Linked DNA regions of Mus musculus: regions 1 and 2 are each linked to region 3. A link is a loop called in an ENCODE intact Hi-C map of the cell type or tissue named here. Cell type or tissue: left cerebral cortex. All regions are shown on one strand.

Region 1 (8,000 bases), 74 kb after region 3:
TTCCTGTTTCCTGAAGATCCAGATGTTGAACTCTTAGCTACCTCTCCAGCACTGTCTGCTTGCACACTTCCCTCCATGATAATAGGCTAAACCTCTGAGCTGTAAGCCAGCCTAATTAAATGTTCTCTTTTATGAAGTTGTTGTGTTCATGGTGTCTTTTCACGGCTATAAAACCCTAACTAAAACAGTTACCTTACATATTTTTTTTAATTTAGCTGTGGCCATTTTCTAAATGAATATCAGCATGCCTTTAGTTATAACTGTGTTGAGAACTGTATATGCAGACACTCAGCCATGATATCTCTGGTATCTGGGTCACCTGTGTGAGGAGGTTTCTACTCTTTGCCCAGCACCAACCAGTTTCTGCAAGAGAGACTTGGTGGTTCTTCTTCCAACCCCCTTAGCCCAGATATATCTAGCCAGAGCTCTGGGTCTGTGACAGACCCTCTTTCCTCCCAGGTCAGTTCTGATGACTCTAGCAGAATGCCTCAGACTGAGTACTTCAACATCAGAACTCCCTCCTTAAATTGTATAAGCTGCAGCAGGCAAGAAGCCATAGCGCTTGAGCAGTAATTGAGAGCTTGCATCCTGATTTACAGGTAAGAGGCAGACAGAGCTAAGTGGGAAATGTATGGGTTTTAAAAACCTCAAATCCCACCCCCACTGACACACCTCCTCCAACGAGCCCATACCCAATTCTTTCCAAATAGTTCTACCAACTGGGGTCTAAGCATTCAAGTATGTGAGCCTATGCAGGTTATTCTCATTCAAACCACCATAGATACACAAATCGCATACATGTCTGGAAGTTAGGGTTTTCCTTCCATTTTTCTCTTTGTTTTGGGACAGGGCCTCATTCCACATCCCAGGATCTTCTGGCACTCACTATGCAGACTAAGATAGCCACAAACTTATGGCAACCCCATGCCTTAGTCTCCTGAGTGCTGGGATTATAAGTGGAAGGCAACCTGCCTGACTATGGATCCCATACTAAGGACACCAATCCAAGCAGGAAGGAAGGAATCCCCTTTCTAACACAATCTCCATGTGAGCTGAGATTACCACAGACAAGATGGTGGAGACCAACACCACGTGTGTGCACAGCCTTGCCTAAGAGACCTGCCAGGATAAGTCAGCATTGTGCTTTGAGATTTATGTCATTGCATAAATGTACAGCAATGGGGAATTGTTATAACGTAACCACATTAACCTGAGAATGCTGAGAGTGATGCCTGGCCAGTAGTCAGTGGGAAGGCACAGTGCAGAGAGAGTGACAAGACTCCAGCCAATGGTTTCCCGGTGGTGAGCAGCCAAAGGAAAATATAACAGCAGCACACACGTAGAAGAATCAAGCTTCACTAAAGGTGTGGAACCACTGGGAACCCCACTTCTGGTACAATAAAATCATCTTATCCTGAAACATATATACTTCATGCAACATTGCAGACACCAGTTATGCTTCATGCAACATTGCAGACACCTGTTCTTCCTTCTGCCACAATGAAACACCATCTAGGACAGGAGTTCTCAACGTGGGTGTCATGACCCCTTTGGGGACTCTAATGACTCTTTCACAGGGGTCACCTGAAATAGTCAGAAAACATATGTTCACATTACAATTCATAACAGTGGCAAAATTGCAGTTATAATGTAGGAACAAAAAATAATTTATGGTTGGGGATCACCACAACATGAGGAACTATATTAAAGGCACTGCATTAGGAAGGTTGAGAGCCACTGTAATAGAACATTTCTATCATTTCAAAGCAAAGCAACTCAACTGAAGGAGTCCATTTCACTTCTGCACCTTTGTTGCTAGACAAAGGAATAGATGATACATTTGGGGTTTTGTTGTTGTTGTTGTTCTTGTTATTTCTTCCCTTTTATTTCTGAAGAGCTCTCAATCTTTTCTCAGTAGAGGAAAGGCCAGGGGGGATTTAGAGCTGCACCATGTTCTATTTAGGTAGGAGACTGAGAGAACACGCTTTGATTGCCAGGGTTTAGGCAATCAGTACTCTGACTTTGGACAAATTAAATTTCAGATGCCTGTTAGACAGCGAAATGGAGCCGACCCAGTAAGCATCCCTAATGCAGATAGGCAGGCTAAAAAAGAACAGAATCTTCTCTGGTCTTGATATTTCCTTGAGACAAGAACAGGGAAAATGTGTTAGGGGGTCCTGTGAGGAACAGAGTATGGAATGAGGGTACAAAGGTCCTGTATTGCAACTGTGAGGGAAGGAGGAGCACCTCCTTCCTTGGAAGAGCCAGCACCATCACTGGGGATGGAAGAACCAGCCCACAGGAGAAACCAAGTGACAAGGCTCTAGGAGGCAAAGGAGGTATGAGGAGGGAGACAGCTACAACTGGATGTCAGCCAACTGACGAAATAATGTTCCAAGGAACACTAGCCAGCCATATATGGAAATCAAACTGTGCCTTCAATCCTCTGAAGAACCAGTCAGAGCAGCCTGGACTTGGCCAACACAGACAACTATCCATTTCATTGCCTTGGCTCACAACTCAGGGACGCTCGAAAGAAACACTCTCTGGCTAGCACTCTGGCGCCCTTCCTGAAAGGCTATGGTCAGAGCATGTTTTCGTGTCCTTGTTTTTCTGGGAAATATCCTATCTCTTCTATCTGCCTGTGAGTCTATCAAATGAGACTAAAGAAAACATAGCCACTCTGCTTTAGATTATGGGTTTTTGGTTTCGTTATTTTTTTGGGGGGGGGGGAGGGTGGTTGTTGTTGCTTTTTGTTTTTGATGTTTTGAAATAGCATTTCTCTGTGTGACCCTGGCCATCGTGAAACGCTCTGTGTAGACCAGGCTTGGCCTCTATCTCAGATATCCACCCCCTTTCTGCCTCCTAAGTATTGAGATCAAGAGCATCATCATGACTGCTTGGTGCCCAGCCACTCTGAGACAATAGCTTGTTGGTTATGAGTGAGTGGACATGTCATCTTGTAAACTTCCTGAGGGTTCCACAGGACAGAGCCAACAGACACTTATGACTCTTCTGTGGACCATTCTCACTTCATTTCTGATGATGAAGTTAGCTTTGTCTGGAATTCTACGTGTAGAAGAACAGAGAGGACTCTGAGGGAGAGGCTCCATGATGTTGGCTTCCTCCCTATGTGTCCTCAACCTTCTCCAATTGGCCTTTTGTTTCCATTGTTCCTGAGTGTCACCGGACAGAAGCCACTTTGCAGTGACCTTCCCCAGGAAACATTTTATTCCTTTTTGTTCCTATTGCCTTCCTCTCTGCAGAATCCTGAGAACAGGCCATTCATCAAAGACAGACGAGTTTCTTACAATGCCCAGGAAGTTAGGGCACCAAGGGACACCTTGTGAGGGGAGATCTGTGATCCACCATCACCTGCTAGGATGGACGTGGGGGGAGACTAGAGAGGGAGGAGTGAAAGACAGGGGGAGAGCGAAAAGGAGGGAGAAGGAAGAGAGAGAAGGGGAGAAGAGACAGGGAGAGAGGAGACAGGAAGGGAGGGTGACTGGGGAGAGTTTTCCTATGAAACCCCCTTCCAGGAGGCATAGTCAGCCCTCTTGGAGCACTACTCTTAGTCCCCATCCCTTCTCGAAGGTGCCACCTCTTAACAATGCGGCAGCAGAGAATGAAAGTCTTTAAAGTCCGGGAACGTCACAGCAGCCTTGGAGGCAGCTTCGTGTGCTGTGTGTGACTGACACAGCTGTGCGATCCAAGTACTCGACTAAGCAATGACACATTTCCAAGCCACGCCTGACACCCACAACCTTCCGAGCGGAACTAGGCAAGGTGGGAGTTATGAGCACTTTGGGAGAAAATCTTCACAGTAGGGAAACCCACTAGAAAACTGCCTTTGCACCTCAATACAGCACAAAAATAGATGTACCGAAAGAAATTCCTGGTTACTATAGCAACAAGAGATTTTTCCCCACTATTTATAGACCCTGCATATTAGAGATGAGTACACATGCTATATTTCTATTTATATATATTTAAATTAAAACATTTGCCAAACAAAACTTCTGTCTTCCCCACTTCCATCATGCATGAGAAAATGAAGTGACTTTTAAAAGTCAGGATTAAATGAGCCTCTAAATCATCACCAAGGAGACCTAAGGATGGAAGTATATTTCAGACACTTGATTTTTACTGCAAATCTAACCTTAACCAGTGCTGACCATTGGCTTGACTGCATCTTGTTCTAATTGTACAAACATTAGGGGGAATGTCAGTTTTCTACCCTGCATTGCCCCATACCACCAGCTCTCCCATATCAAATTACTGTCGCTAAGGGTCACGAGTTCCCATTTCCATATGCCTAATAAGAACAAGTTTCTGATAATGCCAACTACAATTTGGAGGCAAGCAGAAGTTCCAGAACATTCAGTGATGGGATTCCTAGTGGAAGGTGAACTTGAGGCCAAAAGCTCTGAGTTTCAGCCCAGACGTTGATTCTGAGAGCCAAGTTCACATGGGCTCATTTCCTCAGATGCAAAGTTAGATTAATAACTATCTAGATCTTACACTGCTATAAAGTAGATTAAATGAGAATCTATGCAAATGTCTGCATTTGGTGTATCGCAGTGTAGTGCTACAAGAAATAATGATTAACAATCATATTATTCAAGTGCTAAAAGATCACTGGGCCTCTCCAGAAAGAATAGTACTTTAATAATAATCATCAATTTCCAACACACACCCCTACATTGCTAATTTTACCACAAGTTGGAGATGTAACGTGGGTAAAAACTTTAAGATGAGCAAATGCTAAAGAGAGTTAAACTTCCCTGGAGCTGAGAACATGCAAATCCAAGATGTTACACCAGGGACTGTAATAGACCAAGGGGAAGAAACCTGAGTAGTGTTAATAGGCCTCACATGGTGCTGGGTGAGACAAGAAAAGAGAAGGGTCATGTCAACCCAAAGCCAGGCATCTGTGTCTCTCACCATGAGCCACGTTCACTTACCTTTTATTCTTTCAAACACAAAAGTGAACACTATATCTGTCCTCTGACAGGGACAGAAAGACCCCAACAGGGAAACAATGCATGCGCATCCCAAGACATCTGATGATGCCTGAATCAAGAAGGAAGACTCACGGGGAGACATTATATTTGGTGCTGACCAGCAGGGGAAGGAAGTGGCATTTGAACTGAATATTAAGAGTCGGTGGGCCAGGCATGGTGGTGCACGCCTTTAATCCCACCACTCGGGAGGCAGAGACAGGTGAATTTCTGAGTTCGAGGCCAGCCTCGTCTACAAAGAGTCTGTGGAGCTTCTAGCGTCAAAGCAAAGATGCCCTCTTCAGGGTCACTGTCCTGAGCCAGGGATGTAGCAGTCACAGTTGTTAGGATTCAATAGCCCTGCAAAACAACCCTTTAAAGTTTTGCATAATGTATAGATAGCCCTGATTCACACACTTATCCATGAACCGTTCTGTTGTTCATGGTAGCTTTTCTTTTCTTTTCTTTTTTCTTTTCTTTTCTTTTCTTTTCTTTTCCTTTCTTTTCTAGATAAAAATCTCAACTCTGTGGTGTAGTCCGGGATTGCTCTATCTATCTTACCTGGGGCAGTTTCTAACTCATGGCAATGCTCCTGTCTCAAGATTCCTGAGTGCTGGACTTACAACTGGCTTCAGACTGATTCTCTACTTACTTGTCATTTCAGATTATTGAAAACACGAACAAGAGTTCGAAGGGGGAGAGGTGCGGACAGTAAAGCCATTTTGCCCAGGTGACCGAACACATTTCTCTATCAGGAATGTTCTGGGGTGTGAGCAGGATTTCATACTGCTACAATACAGAAGCCAGATGAGGACTCTCCAGGTCACATCAACTTGACAATAAGGAGTACATTCCCATTTTAAATCTTGCCACTCTGCCAAGTGACCATAACACATCCAAGATGGGATCTTCTTTATATCAGCTTAAAAGCTAAGCATATTTTGAACCCAAAGTGTCAGAGTTAGCTTCGGCTGTCCACTTGACACAGGTAGGAAGAGGGGACCTCAGTTAAAGAACCGACTGCTTGCATTGGTCTGGGAGACATTTTCCTTAACTGTTGGAGACTGGTTCAGGCCACTGTGGGTGATGCCACTCCTAAAGGGGAGGTTCTGGATTGGATAAAAAAAAAAAAAAAAAAAAAAAAAGCAGGCTGAGTGGGGCACGGGGAGAAGCCCAGTGAGCAGCAGCCCTTCGAGGTTTCTGCTTCAGTTCCGGCTTCAGGGATCCGCCCTAGACTTCCTGCCTGGGCTTCCCTTCATGATAAAGACGCTGTAAGATGAAATAAAGCCTCTATTTGTTATTTTTGGACAGTGCTTTATCACAGCAACAAAGAAGCTAACTAGAACAGGGAGTCATTACTCTTTTGAGCTCTTTTGTCCTCACCAAGCTCCTGCCAATTACGATTTACATTTACGTGTTTTTATAACGTGTGCAAGTAGTTCCTTGGTGTGTTCCCTGCACACATGCTCAGTCTTGGAAGTGCTGTGTGAACTTCTGTGAGACCCTGAGCTCCTGTGTGTCATAAGAGAAGGGCTTTAGACTGAGTTGACAATGAGCTTCTATGCCTTAAGAATGCCCGTGCTTGGACGACATTTGTAAAGCAGTCTCTACTATTTGCTGTTTGCCATTGCTTTCGAATGCATAAGAGCCACCTTGAACAATCAGTCACCCGAAATCAGAGAAACTGTGTCAGTTCTCAGCATTATCTAAATGAATATTCTCCGGAAATCAATCTCAAAAGAACGTGAATTTTACCAGATAGGATAAGCATTATTGAAAAGTCTCTACTTAGTGAAGTGGGGGGGGGGGGAGGATTTAGATAAAGCATAAATGTCATCCTGAATATTTTCATTGTATTTAGAAACATCACATTCAAGATTAAAGGAAAAGAGGGTTGGGGAGGGTGTCTGCCTTTCAGAAACAAGAACAAGTCATAAATTATAGTTGGCTGTAACCACTACAAAAGCTGACTGTGGATTGCTATTCATTGATAAGCATGATAGCAAGCAACCTCAATGAATTATTTCCACAAATATGAATAGAAGAGCTATGCTCAGTAAATAATATTTATATCAGATAATGATTATAAATTATATATTATAAAATTTGATAGCTTAATGAGAACCATATGCCATATTGTGATTCCATAATATACACTATTCAAATTAATTATTCTTTTATTTGGAAAAATATAAATCCAGGTACAGTTATCCATGCTTATAGTCCTGGAACTTGGAAGTTTGAGGTAAAAAGATGATTATTTCAAGGCCAGACTAGAAGATATACCAAGACCCTGACTCTAAACCACAGAGCAAAACAAAAAGTAAAAGAGATGTGAATAAAAAGAATAAAACAGAATAAAAAAGCTTCATGGCCACGAGGTAACATGGTCTGGGAGACGGCTGCTATTCTTCTCTTGGTCATCCACTGAAACGGGGCTGTTAGTCCCAAAGATGGGGCAGAAAGACCGTCTACCCAACCCATCATGGCCAAATTAATTAAAGCACGGACTGAATTAAAGCAAGCCTTTTATTCATGTCTGCCTCCCCCTAAGGTAGTGTTCTAAGGGTCGGCATTGGATGTGAGGAAGACAACACTTTTATAACTCAGGGCTAGGGAGTTTCCAAACTGGAGATTTGTCAGCAAAATAGGCAGGGTTACAGGGGCGGAATATAGCATAACAAGTTAGTCCCTCCTGAAACAAAGACACATTGCAAGCTGGAGCATAACAAGGGAGTCTAACAAGGGAGCCGTAACAACCCTTTAGATACAAAGGTGGGCTTGCAAGATGGTTACAAACAACTTTTTGAAACAAAGACACGATTGCAATTCCTGGACAAGCAGTGAGGAACATCTGTTGTTGAGGTTATAGGCCCAATCTTTGAAAAACAGAGATTTAGTCATAATCAGGAATAAGCCTAGTTTGTCTTTACTATAAAATAGCTTTAAGCCTAAAATGGAGGCAGGCTGGTTCTTTTGGGGCTTCATAGTATAAGAAAG
Region 2 (8,000 bases), 420 kb before region 3:
AGTACAGTTGTACATTGTGGAGCACTTTGAGGTCCCAGTTTAAGAAGAAAGATGGAAGGCAAATAATTAGGTATGCTTGTCTCAAAGCAATGGAGTATTGTTTAGAGGTTTAGCAAAGAGACGCAGCTCTGCTGAGCATTCTGGGTTCCACATTACACTGAACAGAGTTTTCTCTAAGTTGCACAGAAGAATAAAGCAGAGAGCTCACTGGCCAAGCTGATTCTTTCAATTTTCTCAGATGACATGACAAGGCAAGGGTTTCTCCATTTTATTTGCCTCTTTTCTGTCATTGTGAAGAAAAGAAAAAGTAAAACCGATAAAAATCACCTCATGGAATAAAGTGTATTTTGACTAAATGACTCCAGGGAGATAAATGGCTATCATGGCAAGGAGTCAGAACAGCAGGAACAAGAAATGGAGAGATCACATCTTTTACAGCAAACACAAAGAAACAACAGAAATGGGAAGTGGGGTGTGGCTATGTACTCTCAAAGCGCTCCCCCAGTGACATATGTCCTCCAACAAGTTGTACCTGCTGAGCCTCTGGAAACAACATCATCACTGTGGACCAAGGGTTCAATTTCTGAACCTACAACAACATTTCTCATTGAAACCACTATACCTGAAAGGTGCCAGCCCCATTTGGTGGCTAACAATGTCATTACCATCACTGCCGGGGAAATAGGACTTTAGACTGAATTCTGTCATTGACTTCAGTTTAGAACTATTTTCAGAGATATTAACTAGTTTGTACTGTGGATATTTTAGGACTTTGATCTCAAAACATTTTAAATGGTCCTGTGATAAATTTAATTGCTTATGTTTTTGTCTAAAAGTCTACTGAGGTTTAAAGTATGCTTCAGCTAGACTATCCAAATGAATGGGGAACCTTCAAGACAATATTTAGGAATGACACATCTTATAAGCTTTCCCCACCTGTTTGGGAAGCATCTTCAGTTTGAAATGTTTTTGTAAGTAACATACAATCAACTCATTAAAACGGGCAAACTCACCAAATAAGATACACATCTTGGACAAAAGCTCTGGGCGAAGTTGGTTACTGATATGCCTAAACTGTGAGTAACACTGGTGTGTCACTTTCTTTTTATATGCTATGACTGATCAGTGTCCCTTAGTAGCTCTGTAAGCAAAGCATTCCTGTAATGTAATTTAACTTAGCAATGAGAGATAGCATTAAAGAAGTCTTTTGGTGATTTTACATTTTTTTTAATTAGCCTGGAAGTAGCTGGATCAAAATTGAAGGATGAGGAGAAAAAAAAAATCACAACTTGAAATATCTGTTATTTCAATAAAAGAATTTTTACTTTAGAAATCACCAATCCTGCTGAAAACTGTGGCAAACAGTGCAGGTGTGTGTGGGAGTGTTGAACAATGTTTCTGAAATTTGCTTCATACTTAAATAGTCACATGGTCACATCAAATATTTAGATTTTATTTATCCAAGTACAGCAAGGGTTGGAATAAAAATATTTTTTTCTTATACAAAAAGCTACATCTTGTTGTATTGTATTGAAGATGGGCTTTCTGTCTTTCTTTTTGCATTGGAGTAGATTGGAGGTGTCTGTGTCCTGTATTAAACGTAGTCAGAGCTCAGTAGACTGTCTTCCATCCCATCAATGTTTGTATTCATTGTATTAATGCAGACCTCTATCCATCTCTTTTCTCTCTAGCACAATGCCCAGCAAATGAAGTGCGAACAGAGTCTTCTGGGGTGATTCTCAGTCCCGGGTACCCAGGCAACTATTTTAACTCCCAGACATGTGCTTGGAGTATTAAAGTGGAGCCAAACTTCAACATCACACTCTTTGTGGACACATTCCAAAGTGAAAAGCAATTTGATGCACTGGAAGTGTTTGATGGTAAGCCCCAGATTTTCAGGGTACCACAGGGCAATTAAGTGTTCTAGAAGACTTTTAGTGCTCCAAATGTCTATTTTACTCAAGATGCATGAAATGAATAGCTCATATGGATATTGAAGTGGTAAATGTCGCACCTGTCTTTACAGAGCTGCTTTATATAATAAAATCAAATGAATTTGATGCCCAATGGTGCTACTTTCAATACCACTGTTCTGGTTTTATACAGTGGTTCTAATGAGCACCTTAATGCAGCAGTGGCTGGATCATCAACTGAGGTGGATCTAAGGCCAGTGTTTTCTTTGTATAGGAGATACATCATGCCCAAGCAGAGCAGAGCCAAACCCATGTGTGGCCAAGAACAGAGAGTTTTCTCAGGTTTTATGGATTTGTCAGATAAAGCACAATGTATTCAGTGATAAGAACTGCTTTAATTGATCTTGTGTGTTTATGTGAGTCTCACTAGTTAGATGGACCATGAATGATAAATAAATCACTGTGCAGAGTGACCCCAGGAGTCAAGTTGTGAGGATTGTTATATTGCACATGAAACTCTAGCATTATATATAGAAACAAATGGCACACACAAAGAAAAGCAGCCCACACAAAGCTTTTGTCTCTGTGTTTGTACAAGTGTATATTTCTATTTGAATCATAAGTAAGTATTAAGATGTGAGTTGTTTCAAGCTTAGGCACATCTTCTCCTTTGTTTGAATTAGAATATAGAAGGCAATACTTTCATGCTTCTAGTTTTCAGAAACAACATCCTTACAAATAGATTTTTTTTCCCTAATTGCTGATAGCCTGGTGCTTTCTAAATCATGACTAGACCATGATCAAGATCAAAAACTAGGGAGTAGCCCAGAACACAATACAAGCACTTTCTGTCTGGTTAGAAGTGGCTCATGGCTTGCATCACTCTGCTTTCAAATATACACATCTTTTATAAAGAGAAAGGTCACAGTTTTGTATTCAGAACTTCTGCAAGTGATGGCATTTCCTATGCACTGTGTTTATTTTATCTTGGCAACATTGGTGCTAGCCTATATTTTATGAGCTAAGAAGAAGTAAGCTGAGCATACCAGCTGTATGCACCATTTCCTTAGTGTATACTTTCAATAGTGCAGATATGGATTCTCCTCACTTTCCTAATTGTCAGAACTCAGTGAAGAACAGTGTCTGATCTCCAGTTGTGATTGGCTGCTGAGACCACTGGCTATCCTGGCAAACTTACCTGCACATCTCTTTTCTAGGATATTGTTATAGATGCTACAAAGAGGCATGCTTTCCAGAATATGCCTAAATACCATGATCTAGACAGAGATCAGACCAAGAATAGTAAGGGATTTGGTGGGAGATTAGCAACTCTTGAAAATGCACTCTTGTGTTCTGTCGGTAAAAATGGCATTTCAAGTATGGCAAGCTCAGGATAGTTAATTCCTCTGTGGCATATTATTTCAGAGGGTCTTGATCTTGTTTAACAGCCATAAGAAGACCTCACACAGCTCATGTTCAGCCATCTTCCACATGAAGCAGGGTCACTCTTTTGTAGGACATAGACAGTAGACTTTGCAGACAGTCTTTGGGCACCATCTTTCATAACAAGAAGAATCATTTCTAGGGATGTCCACACAAACTTCCACATTTTTTACTTTGTTGTTTTCCTCATGTATTCTTGTGATTGCTATTACCAGGACCCTTTTAATGTTTACACACAGAGAATAATTTCTTAGACTTGAAGAGTGAGAGTCTAGGACTAAACAGTGGGGAAGCTGTGTCTCTGAGGCTCTTTTTGGCATGTAGGTGTATCCTCTTCATGTGGTCATATGGTTTTTGGTTTTTTTTTTCTGTGTATCTGTGTTCTGATCACTTCTTCTTAAGACATGCTATTCATGGTGGAGTCAAGGCCCACCCCTGAAAACTCATTTCAAAGTAGCTCTCTCTATATAGAGCACATGTCCAAGGTCAATCACTCTCTGAGTTATTGAAGGCAGGAATTTAATGCATGTTTGTGCAGAGTCCAACAGAGCCTTGAATAGCTTTATCCATGATAAGTCCCTAACAGTGATTTGGGCGTAAGAGGAAGTGAAGCTGTGACCTGTCAGTATTTTCCATGAATGGAATGGAGGGTGCCCCTCCCCTTGCCCTGATAAGTTTAGATTATGAATAGCCACAGAAGGCCCATTCTCCCATTCTCTCACACATTTCCCCACGCGTGAACTTGTGAAATGTGGAAAAGTGAGTAATGATTTTAAGACAAGGGGATGCATCCACAATAGAAAAGGAACAGGGCATAACTCCTGTTTCTTGAAGCTGCTTTCTCTCCCAAGTGACATGAAGATGCAGTCACTGCATGGTACACAGGGCATTTAATCATTTTGCTGTATAAACATTTTGAGAACTTTCAGGTCTATAGAATAACGATATATGTCAATGATAACTTTAAAATTATTTTCATACTTCCTGGATCTATAGTTGCTTTTTTATAGACACACAGAGACTCATTGAGACTGTCTACTCACGCATAGCCCCCTGCTAGTTCTAATGGGGATACTTGTAGTCTAAGGAAAGAGAAGTGGGTCGTTGTTATGAATGTGACCATCATTTCTCCTTTATCTCTGTTCTCATCCATCCATCTACTCTGCATCTATCAATCCATCTACTCCCCACCAGCCCATCCATCATCTCTCTGCACACATATTTCTTATATGGCACACATTTGACTGCTTGTGAATTACTCTGATACTAATCTACAATGGGTACTTTCATATGTTACTCTTGGACTTATCTATATGAATATATATATATATGTGTGTACTTTACTAATTTTAGATACTGTATAAATTTAATTTCTCCTCATGATATTTCCAATACTTAAAGAAAGTTTTCGTCCAAAGTTTATCATGAACAATAATATTGGAATATGTTTGCCATGTAAGTAACTTTTGTACCTATGTGCGAGAGTTGATGAAATTAAAACTTCAGATTTACTGTGTATCATCAAGTTGTTCCCCAAAGCGATTGACTGTACTTATACACCACTGACATTGCAAGAAAGATTCTCGTTTTCCATATGTGTAGTATATTATCCATTATAATAGTAAAAGGATATTCTCATGTTGAAATGTCATTGTTTCACTGATGTATTTCATTCATTTCCATAATAAGTCACTAGTAACTTATGTACTTGAGTCCCCTACTCCTTCCCCACATTGTTTCATTACCACGGAATGTATTTATTATTATTTTCATTTGAATATTTTTTTCACTTTGAAAATAAATGTCTATTGTACATTTGCATACGTGTTTAATCAACAGCTAAGAAAGATCTGCATCTGTAGGTGCCCACATCTGAAAGTTTTCTTTTTTTTTTTTTAGGTTCTTCTGGACAAAGTCCTCTGTTAGTGGTCTTAAGTGGGAACCACACTGAACAGTCCAATTTTACCAGCAGAAGTAACCATCTGTACCTGCGCTGGTCCACAGACCATGCAACCAGCAAGAAAGGATTCAAGATTCGCTATGCAGGTGAATAGGTGGGCCTGGACATCAGCTGGAATGGCTTTCAGTACCACTTTCATCTTAACACTAGGTCTAGGTTATGGTGAAGTTCTGACTTCTGACAACTAAAAGCCAGCAAGAAGAACATAGTGGAAGAAATACTTGAAGTGAGAGCCCTAAACTATGAGAAAACTTGATTAATATGTTATAATTTACTGATTAAAGAGTAAATATTAAAATTTTATACCATGGATAATAAAGACATTTGCCCCAAATTACAGTAATATAGCCAAAATTAGCATTAACACTGGGAACAAATGAGAGTTGATTATACTGCCATAAATTGTATAAACAGTAATTACAGTTGTCCTTAGTAAGTCACTCTATCTATTGCATTCTATATACTTATCTTTACATATGCCTATACTTTATATACTAGTCTATGTTTTATATAAACATTTACATTATAAGTTTGCATTTGGCATACATACATGCATGTGTAGTTCTATTTCAAAATTGGAGTTATTTTATCCTTTCTCCTTATTTATTAATCATTGTCTATAAGTAGATATTTGTATTAAACTAATTAAATCTCCCAGTACATCAATGAAGTGTTAAGCTCTAGTACAGGTTTCAATGTAGTCTGATCTACACCAGTGTTTCTATTGTCCCCATGAGAGCATAGGGGAACTTCATTCCTGGGAACAGTTCACTTATGAACCACAGCCCTCTGAGCTCCTCCCAGTCAGTGGTAAGTGGGGTTGTCCTTGATATCTCTCTTCCTTGGAATGGTAGCATCTAGCACACTAGATGCAGGGTCTTCTGAAAGACTTTTTTAATCCCCATTGGCAATGTATGTTTTCAGGGTGGAGATCAGCCCAAGGGGACAAAGTGAGTGTTGGGGGCTGAAATCTTCTAGCCTTCTCTAGTTGAAAGAGATTAGAAAACCTCACCAGCAGCCAGTCTTTGGGACTTGTGGTGTTAAGACAACAATGGGCAGGGGATTCGGACATTTTTCCCTTCAAAGTGTGCTAAAGATGTGCTCAGGTCTGTGCCACAGTCCCTGAGCAGGGATTGGACTCACACAGCCTGGTTCTGAAGAATGGATGCTCAGACTTTTCAGGTTTAAAATTCCTACTCTATTGTCTGTTAGTTCATCCAGAGATAAGCTAGAAATCTCTAGCCTATAATATATGATGCACAAGACCATATCCTTCCCATTTGCACATTGCATTTGCCTGGCCCACATGCTGTGGGTCAACCCAATATGAGCCTGGGCTTTGTGCTTTATGACTGGGGAGAAGGTTGTTCAGAAAAGGAACCTGGGCTTCCCAGCTCTGAACTCTCGTTGTATTGTTCTTTTCACGTATTGACAGGCAATCATAGGGTTTTGTAATATAATAAAGCAGATTTGTAAAGACAAGATAATTATATTCCACTAAATATATTAATAGGATGTAAGACCGTTCAGCCGTCCAAATACTGCCTCTGTTATGTGGAAGATTATGGCTTTGAAACTAACCTGTTTGGGCTAGAGAGACTGCTCGGTGATTAAAAGCACTTTCACGTCTCACAGGGGACACAGGTTTGGTTTCCGGTATTCTCAAGGCCCACAACTGCCTGTAACTCCAGTTCCTGGTTTCTGATCACTGAGGGTACTTGCCTTCATATATAAAATGCATGTGTGTGTGTGTGTGTGTGTGTGTGTGTGTGTGTGTGAGAGAGAGAGAGAGAGACAGAGACAGAGACAGAGACAGACAGACAGACAGACAGACAGAGAGACAGAGAGACAGAGAGACAGAGACAGAGACAGAGACAGAGACAGAGACAGAGACAGAGACAGAGACAGAGACAGAATTAATACTTGAAAGCTGGAGAGATGGCTCATCAACTATAAACATTTGGGGATCTTTCTTATAGAGCATCCTGGTTTGTTTCCCAGTACCCACATGGTGCCTTATAGTCATTTTCAACTCTAGTTCCAGAAGATCTAACTCCCTGTTTCTGGCCCCCCAAGCAAACCAAACGCATGTGTAATACACAGACATACATGCATGCAAAACACACATACACATAAAAGAGATAAAATTTAAATAAATGAATAAAAACTAATAGCCATATCTAAGTTTAAAAATGTCTCCTAGCAGAATTGGATACTTGTTGAATTTTATGAATTTTCTATTGTAACATAAAATTCTACATTTTCTTTTTCTTTTTTTTTTAACTGTATGAGAAAAGTATTTATTTTTAATAAAAGGAAAATAATAAATAAGTAAATCAATAAAATAACCATGGAATCTAGTAGTAGTAGCATTTTAAAATGGGACTTATTGTTTACTAATGTATTAAAATCTGACCTGTCCAGCAGGTCCAGTTATTCGAGGGTCTCAAGGGGACCTTCTCCTAAGAACCAAATGGGGGGAGGGAGAGACAAGAACCAAGTGCAATGATTAGCAGTCTGATTAGCATCAAGGTCTCACTGTATTCAGCAAGGCTCAAGCCTTAAATGCACAAGCAAAAGGGGAAGTACTTCTCAGCAGAAGGGATGGGGTAGCGGAAATTTTTCTTTTGGTGACCTCACGGGGAAGCAGGAACTTGGTGGTATCGGGTACATCTTGTGGTCAG
Region 3 (8,000 bases):
TAACACTGTGTCTCCTTTCTTTTTCCTTTTTCTTTTTAAGCCCTTCTCCTCTTCCGACATACTTTCTTGTTGTTCTATAAGGATTTTCTGACCTGTCTTGACTGCCTCTACACACAGTTTCAAACAGTAACAGAGTCCATATATCAGAACAAACAAGACCAAAACTATCAGACCTACCCACAAAGGGTCAATGGGAGAAAAAAGCATAACTACTCAGCGAGGATCTATTGATCACTACACTGAGGTTATCATAGTTCCTTAACTTGTCCCCAAACCGGGAACCTTAACTTGTCCCAAAGCCGGGAACCTTTCGTTATGTGCCTGCTTCCTGGCAACTTTATGCTCACCTCTATTTTATCCGAGGTCCTTCCCAAACTCCTGGGGTCGCAAGTTTCACTCACCTTGAACTTACCCTGCCGGCAACCACTGACTGCTGAAAGTTCTGAACTCGGTGGGGGAGTCGGTTCCCCTTACGGGCCACCAATTGTCGCGCCCACTCTCGACCAGCAAGAACGATGCGACCACCAGTCCTTCTAACAGCAGTTTATTCAGTCTTCATCTTTCTTCTTTCTCTTCATCAGTACCGTTCCCCAGCTGAAGAGTTCTGAATCCACGCCGGATCCTTCTCAACAGTCTGTTTTACGGGAACACTCTATTAACCCCTTCTTCCCCGTTATGCAGTTCTGAATCCTCCCTGTAGCAGGGGGTCTTCGCTCATGCCTGAAGATGTTTCTTTTTCCCGGGTTTTCTCGTCCCAGGTCTTCTCGTCCCAGGTCTTCTCGTCCCAGGTCTTCTCGTCCCAGGTCTTCTCGTCCCGGGTCTCAGCACCAACTCTTACGCGCGCTCAACTGGCCAGGAAGAACGACGCTGCTACAGGATCCTTCTGCACACGTTTATTCAGTCCTGTTTCTTCTTTCTTTATATTTCCCTCGTTTATATCTCCCTTGTTTATATCTCCCTTGTTTTTATATCTCTCTTGTTTTTATATCTCCCTTGTTTATATATCGCCCTCGTTTTTATATCTCCCTTGTTTTTATATCTCCCCCGAACCCTGGGCCTCTCACTCTTTTATACTCTCAGTTCACATCCACGCACAGCAGGCCACGCCACCTCACCAGGCACGCAGCTTCAGCTAATCAGGGCAGCAGGGGCAAATCTCCACCAAATTGGATTCACCTGTATCCTGGTACACCTGCGCAGCACTCAAGATGTTTGTGTCTTATATGAGGAAGTCAGGTGCAAGTCATATGACTTAGCTGCAGTCCCTGGCGCCTTTAGGACTGCCGCCACACCTGCTCCTAACATATACAGACTAAACTAGTAATGCATATATATATATAAAATGCATATATATAACAATATATATTGTTCTTTAAAATAATATATATGCCTATATATACATATATTGTTCTTTAAATATATATATATTTAAATATATATATATATATATATATTTCTCTAAATATATATATATTTAAAACATATATATATATATGTTTTAAAGAACAATATATGTGGGAAACACAAATAATAGGGATATCAAGTGTCTGTACTAATACAAGGTAAGATGGTCTTCAGGGCAAGAAATACAATCAGGGCCAATCCATAGTGATAAAAAGGCCAAGACCATAGCTGAGTCTAAAATGTGTATGTGCTCTATGCAGCTTTAAAATTCACTAATCAAGCATGAAGAAACTTGAAGAGGCTAGACGTCATCACAATTTCACATTTGAATACACACAACACCTAGCAGTAGAAAAATGAGAGGACAAGTTGAATACACTGTCAAGCAGCTACTTCATCTATATGACTAGGAGCTCCATCACTCCGTAAACAAGAGGGCATGCTCCTTCCAGGAGCACATGGCTATCAACCAAGATGGAGTACATACTGAGGCCAAACAACTCTGACCACCAGGATCACAAGAACTGGTTAGAAACATAGAAACAGACATCAAGAATATCCTCGGGTGTGTGGATGAAGAATTATATTGGGAAACACCCTCAGGGTTAAGAACGAAACCTAAGAGGAAATTGGGAAATATAGACGAGTTCTTAAACTAAAAGAAAATAATTAGAGGACCTTACCAGATCACAGGGGATTACCAAACCAGTTGGAAGCCACTGTCCCTGACCTCTGAGAACATCATGGCCCTGAGGTCACTGTGTCCCCAAGATCTGAGGTCACGTAAGCAAGATGCTGTTCGGAAATATACACAGGAGTAGGGAGGAAAGCCGAAAGTCTAGGTAGCAATAAGGTTGTTTATCTTGGGACCAGCCCCTGTTTTTCAATATAAATTATTTCTCTCCTCCTCACAAGGGGGCTTCGATAGCATGAATGGCCTGCTCAGTAGGAATAGCTTTTAAAGCTGTGTATAACTTTAAAATATATAAACCATGCCAGCTTTGTATATGCTGATATAGAACTGTCCAGTCTATAGGGCAGCCCCAGCCCAATGGAAATATTGAACAACTGTGCTCAGCACCAAATTTATAACTGTATTTAATTGTCAATACATTTTATGACTGACATCTGATTCCATTTGCTAGAACTTTCAAGTAAGGCTGAACATCCACTTGGTGAATTTGCTTTACTCTTACAAATCTTCCAAAATCTAAATCAGATAAAATATTTATGTTGGAAAAATTAGCATCAGGGAGAGTCCCCGTAAGTGTGAGTACACCTGACATTTTCAATACTCGGGCCTGAATAAAGAATGCAAAATATGCATTAATAATTTATGTTGATCTCATGTGGAAATCATAATGTCTCAGACACATTGGGCAAAGTATAATATACTATTAAGATTTACCTCAACTGTTTCTGAACTTTTCAGGATGGCTTACAGAGAGTTGAACATCATGTACATACATTAAGATTGCCCTCGTTAGTGCTAGGAGTAGAATATCAAAAACTAACTCTCCTCTGGCCATGCTTTTAAAAAATAATAATAACTTGGCAGATTCACAATCCATATTGTAACCCATGATCCTTTACTTTTTTATAATGTTTTTATTAGATATTTTCTTTATATACATTTCAAATGCTATCCTGAAAGTTCCCTATACCCTCCCCCACCCTGCTCCCCTACCCACCCACTACCACTTCTTGGCCCTGGCATTCCCTTGTACTGGGGCTTATAAAGTTTGGAATACCAAGGGGCCTCTCTTCCTTTCTTACAGGTGTTAAAACACACATACCTGTAAGACAGGGCCTCTGTCCAGTGAGTGGTCAAAAACCCTGATACTGGACCTCATTTTTTAGTGGGAACTTTGTGACAGGAGTTCACACTCAGCTGACAGCGGCGGCGGTGCCTTGCTCTGTGCTTAGCTTACAGGTGGAGACTTCCTGCAACACGTCCTTTGCAGACATTGTAACATTACAGGATTGGAACTGGGACAGTTCCCTCATAGCTTTATTTGTCACACATGAGGGAAGGCAGGGCTCTGACTCCTCAGTTCTTTTTATCTTCAGATCTTCACCCAAAGTCTGTCCCAAGTTTCTGTTCAAAATGATTTGTTAAATAAAACTAGCTTTGAGCTCCCTGTCTGCGCTGTACACATAAGAGGCCATGTCTAGTCCTGAAAGCAAATGCATAGAAACTTCAAACTGCGGGAGTTGGTGACTGTTGATCAATGAAGCTTAGAACAGGGTTCATTAAAGGGCTACAAAAGAAGGCAACTTTCTTGTCTCACCATTTTGACCTTTAATCACATGTTGTACCCGACACAATGTTTCTCTTTCTTTATCCAGCTCATACTTTGTTGGCACTTGTGAAGCAAATGTAGTGTACAGTTTCAGGAGCAGGTGTTTGTGGTGCATTCATAGGAGTGCAGAGAGGTTCTAACACAGTTTCCTTCCACAGTTTCTTCTCAAGGTGAAGTTGCTATACCTGGCCAGGAGGGAGTCAGGGGTGGCTCTTCCAGCCAGCAATGCAGTTTCTAAGCAATCATGAGAGGAACTTTGATGTTGCATTCTAAAAGTATAGCGTTATTTATTATGTCGTCAAAATACTAAACTTTTGGAAGAAATGGTAGGACAAAAGTAGAAGAAAATTTCTCACATGGAATAAATATGGCCTCACTAAATAGACAAAGCAATCACGCCTACAGTACAAGGATTGCCAGCCAACCACGCAGTGCCCACAGCTGACTGCAAACCAGCTACAGCTCAGACCAGCTCCCAACACTCCTGTCAGGATGGAGAGTGGCCCGCTGACTCACAAATACCACCTTCCCACACTCCTGCCACTTTAGGCAATTTCCAGACAACAGCAGGCCCTTCCCTCTTCCTACAGAAATCCCTGCCTAACTCAGATGATCCTTTGCATGATTCTAGTCTACATCCTTGTCAGTACGGACAGGCTCAGGGTATATTTTATTCCAAATGCATTCTTATTTGACTTATCATTGTATGTGTTGCTTGAAAATTCCATAGACGAATGGAAGAGGTTAGGGTCAAGTGCAGCTCTATTTGTCTCCCCTTTCAGCTCTGTCTCACCATTTTTAACTCCCCAACTTCACATCCTTTTTTAAAAACCCATTGAATTCAGCACTGCAGGTACATGTGTGGATATGTCAGGGGCTGCATCACGCTCATTTTTTTTCTCCCCCAGTGGCCATCACTCCTCAGCGAGGGATGGGATTTTGTAATCCCTTTCCCATGCTTACTTGAGTTTTTGTCTGGCTTGGTCTCATGTGGGTCACAGCTACTCAGTTGGGTAGGCCCTGGGGAAGAATCTACTACCATTGTTCTGCTAAATGAACAAAATAATAACCTGCCCCCAAAGTTCTTATCTTTATACATAGATTACTGAATCTCTCAACTCTCTCTTTTTGCAATAGGTGGAGATTAATTAGAGGAACCCACAGCAGGTCTGTGTAAAGTGAGGCTGTGGAGTGCTCGGTCCCAAATACAGCATCTATATCCTTGTCACCCCTCCTTTAAATACTCAGGGACCATTGCAAAAGAGGGATGGGAGGTTGTAAGAGCGGTGGTGCTTGGTGAAGCAGCATCTTCTGCACATCACAGCACTGTTGCACTCTCCCTCATGGAGAGTTTATGATTTTATGACAAGGGACTGTGGTTCTACTATAAGAACAGTTTTAGAACTTACATCGAGGATGCAGGAGTTCTCATGTGAGAAATACACATACACATGTTGCAGGGTTGAGGGGACACGTTTCATCCCGTGCTTCTTATTGAAAGCATCCTTTCAGATCATCGCTATCATTCACAGTTATGCAAATCCACGCACAGGGCAGTCTTCACTGGAGCAGCTTTTCCATAACTGTTAATAGTGGGAACTTTTCTCCTTGCTGTTAGTGCTAGGATATGTTGTTCTTCTATGTAAGACGCGTTGCTATCTTATAGAAGTGCTTAGAGCTGCCAATGCAAATCAGCACGAAGTGTATAAATTAGACCAGAATTAAGCCAGCTCAGGCTGAGGTTAACCATCCTGGATGGAGAAGGCAGCAGGACATCACACCTCCTGCAGCACATGAGTGAAACATGTTCCATTCTTCCATTTTCTGTCAGCCCAGTATAGTTGATACATTATAGCGGGAGCTCTGATGTTACAGCTACCTTAGCTCTGTCTTATCCTGTTGGACACACTTGCAATGTACCTTTGTGTGTGTGCGGGGGGGGGGGGGGGGGGATACAATCTTATTCAGTATAGAAATGAGTCTTAATTCTGGAACATGTTAACTGAGGGGCTATTTCATTAAGCATATGCAGGAGCTAAGCATACACTTCTCAGGCTTGCTTTTTTTAAAAATTACATTGATGCTTTCTATTTTATAAGACTGTTAGATGGACAGAAGGAAAAAGAATACCAGTTCTTTTTTTTAACTTAGGCCTTAATAAAAAGTCTCATATTGCCAATTGTTTTAAAATTTCCTAAGTCACTGTCCTTATTTTATTTTAGCACAAAAATATTTAACCAATCTCTTTCCTTCACTGAGATGCTAAATATGCTTTTAATTCATGACATACAATTATCATATTAAATTACCCAAGTTAAATTTGACAGCTTGGGCAGAGATTCCTAATTGAATAAGAAAAAGCTCACCAAAGTCGTTTGTATTTTCCACATTACATTAATTAAAAGCTCACTCTGCTCTGCTCTATCTTGCTGATCTGCATCAGAGTCGCCTAGACTCCTCGGACTTCTCCACAAGGGCCAAACTTCAAAAGTTATTATCTCAAACTGATAGTTGAAAGGACTTGCTACACCAGCATATTGCTGCCTTCTTGTCTATATTTAATCTTCTCTCTGTTCTGATTATCCAATTCTGTAAAGCCCTATACTTCACAAAACTATAATTATACCTTCAAGGCTATTAAAGCTTATTTTATATGCTTTGATTAAACTGAAATTCTAAAATTAAAAAAAAATAATAATAATTTCCTAAAGGCAAATGTTCTCAAAAGAAGGCTTCTCTTCCAGACACCTGCTTGGCACCCAGGTGTAGAGAGAGAGAGCTCTTGGAGGATCCCCACAAGTGTCAGTGATGGGAGGGGCCCAGCCCAGGTTGCCTGGCAACTCTGGCTCAGGACCAAAGGAGGGAGCCTTAATTTCAAGACCAGCGCAGGACTCCTGCTAGTCTAGGGAGAAAAGGAAAGGTCTATTTTTAAAGAACTTATTTAAATCCAATACATTTAGAGGCTATTTTCCTTTAATTTAATTCTTTGACAGTTTCATACACGTATGTATATTGAGCATCATCATTTCTCTCTCCCATTCCTTTATCTCCTTCCCACCTCTGTCATGATTCTCTTCCCTGCAGGTCCCTTTGCAATATTCATGACTTTGGGTTTTGTTTGATGGCATTTAGTCTAACCAGGGTCATCTGTATGAGCACTGGGTTGGGACTAACCATTAGAGCCTAGAGAGTCACCAGTGCATACACTGGTGAAGGCAATGACTGCCACCACCCCAGATCGATCAACAGTCAGTAGTACAGCAGTGAGGGGTAGGGCTACATGAGCCCTGCCCCAGCCTTGTGTGGTGTGATAGTTTGTATATGCTTGGTCCAAGGAGTGGCCCTATTAGGAGGTGTGGCCTTGTTGGAGTAGGTGTGTCACTGTGAGCATGGGCTTTAAGACCCTTGTCCTAGATGCCTGGGAGCCGGTCTTCTAGCAGCTTTCAGATGAAGATGTAGAACCCTCAGCTTCTCCTGCACCATGCTTGCCTGGACTCTGCCATGCTCCTGCCTTGATGATAATGGACTGAACCTCTGAACCTGTAAGCCAGCCCCAGTTAAATGTTGTCCTTATAAGAGTTGCCTTGGAGAGCTGAAGGTGATTGCAACCCTATATGAAGAACAATATCCACTAACCAGACACCTCAGAGCTCCCAGGGACTAAACCACCAACCAAAGAGTACACATGGAGGGGTCCATGGCTCCAGATATTGTAGCAGAGCATGGCCTTATGTGACATCAATAGAAAGGGAGGCCCTTGGTCCTGTGGAGGCTCAATGTCCCAGCATAGGGGGATGCTAGAGTGGTAAGGTAGGAATGGGTGAGTGGGTAGAGGAGCACTCTCATAGATGCAAAAGGGAGGGGGGAGAGGGAGATGGGATGGAAAGTTTGTGAAGGGGAAACTGCGAAGGGAGATGTCATTTGAAATGTAAATGAATAAAATAATAAAAATTATACAGGGGTAAAAAAGGAGTCGCCTTGGTCCCAATGATTGTTCACAGCAGTAAAACCCTAACTAAGACACCTAACTAGGTCAAGTAGAAATTTGTGTGCCTTCTGCATTGTGTAAATAAAGACAGAAAAATCATTGAATGTAATTAATCAGAGGCATATTGTTAAGTATGTATACTGTGCAGTCTTGGTACAATGAGATAGGGTTTCTAATGATATTTCATTAGCCTAAAATATATATTTTGACCATATTCCCTTTATAGTACTCTCTCCCAGCCATGCCAAAACAAAAAGTAAGTCTGCTTTCTGTTTTCTTGGCTCCAAATGAAAGTTTGTCTTTCT

What was found. Peaks named below come from ENCODE experiments on the same cell type or tissue, not always from the same donor. Only the 100,000 strongest peaks of a DNase experiment are listed, where the experiment ranks them.
Region 1: it touches region 3 in a loop (9-fold over the local background); 3 of 42 quality-filtered maps call a loop at or near these places.
Region 2: it touches region 3 in a loop (6-fold over the local background); 2 of 42 quality-filtered maps call a loop at or near these places.

The regions. Positions count from the first base shown.
Region 1 is chr8:15,492,216-15,500,215 of GRCm38, reverse strand. No RefSeq gene overlaps it. Among named protein-coding and RNA genes, the nearest start is that of Gm46033, 34 kb to the left of the region's middle. In left cerebral cortex, no CTCF peak of the experiment used is centred here; DNase peaks (open chromatin) are centred at 2,391, 3,762 and 4,904; H3K4me3 peaks cover 307 bases; H3K27ac peaks cover 2,708 bases.
Region 2 is chr8:15,986,474-15,994,473 of GRCm38, reverse strand. It overlaps Csmd1 (CUB and Sushi multiple domains 1), which reads left to right. Exons shown (of 70, transcript NM_053171.2): 47 at 1,692-1,880; 48 at 5,256-5,402. Among named protein-coding and RNA genes, the nearest start is that of Gm46073, 57 kb to the right of the region's middle. In left cerebral cortex, no CTCF peak of the experiment used is centred here; DNase peaks (open chromatin) are centred at 1,775 and 4,055; H3K27ac peaks cover 1,058 bases.
Region 3 is chr8:15,566,480-15,574,479 of GRCm38, reverse strand. All of the region lies in intron 1 of Gm46033 (a long non-coding RNA gene), which reads right to left. Among named protein-coding and RNA genes, the nearest start is that of Gm46033, 40 kb to the right of the region's middle. In left cerebral cortex, no CTCF peak of the experiment used is centred here; DNase peaks (open chromatin) are centred at 3,463, 4,196 and 6,545; H3K27ac peaks cover 873 bases.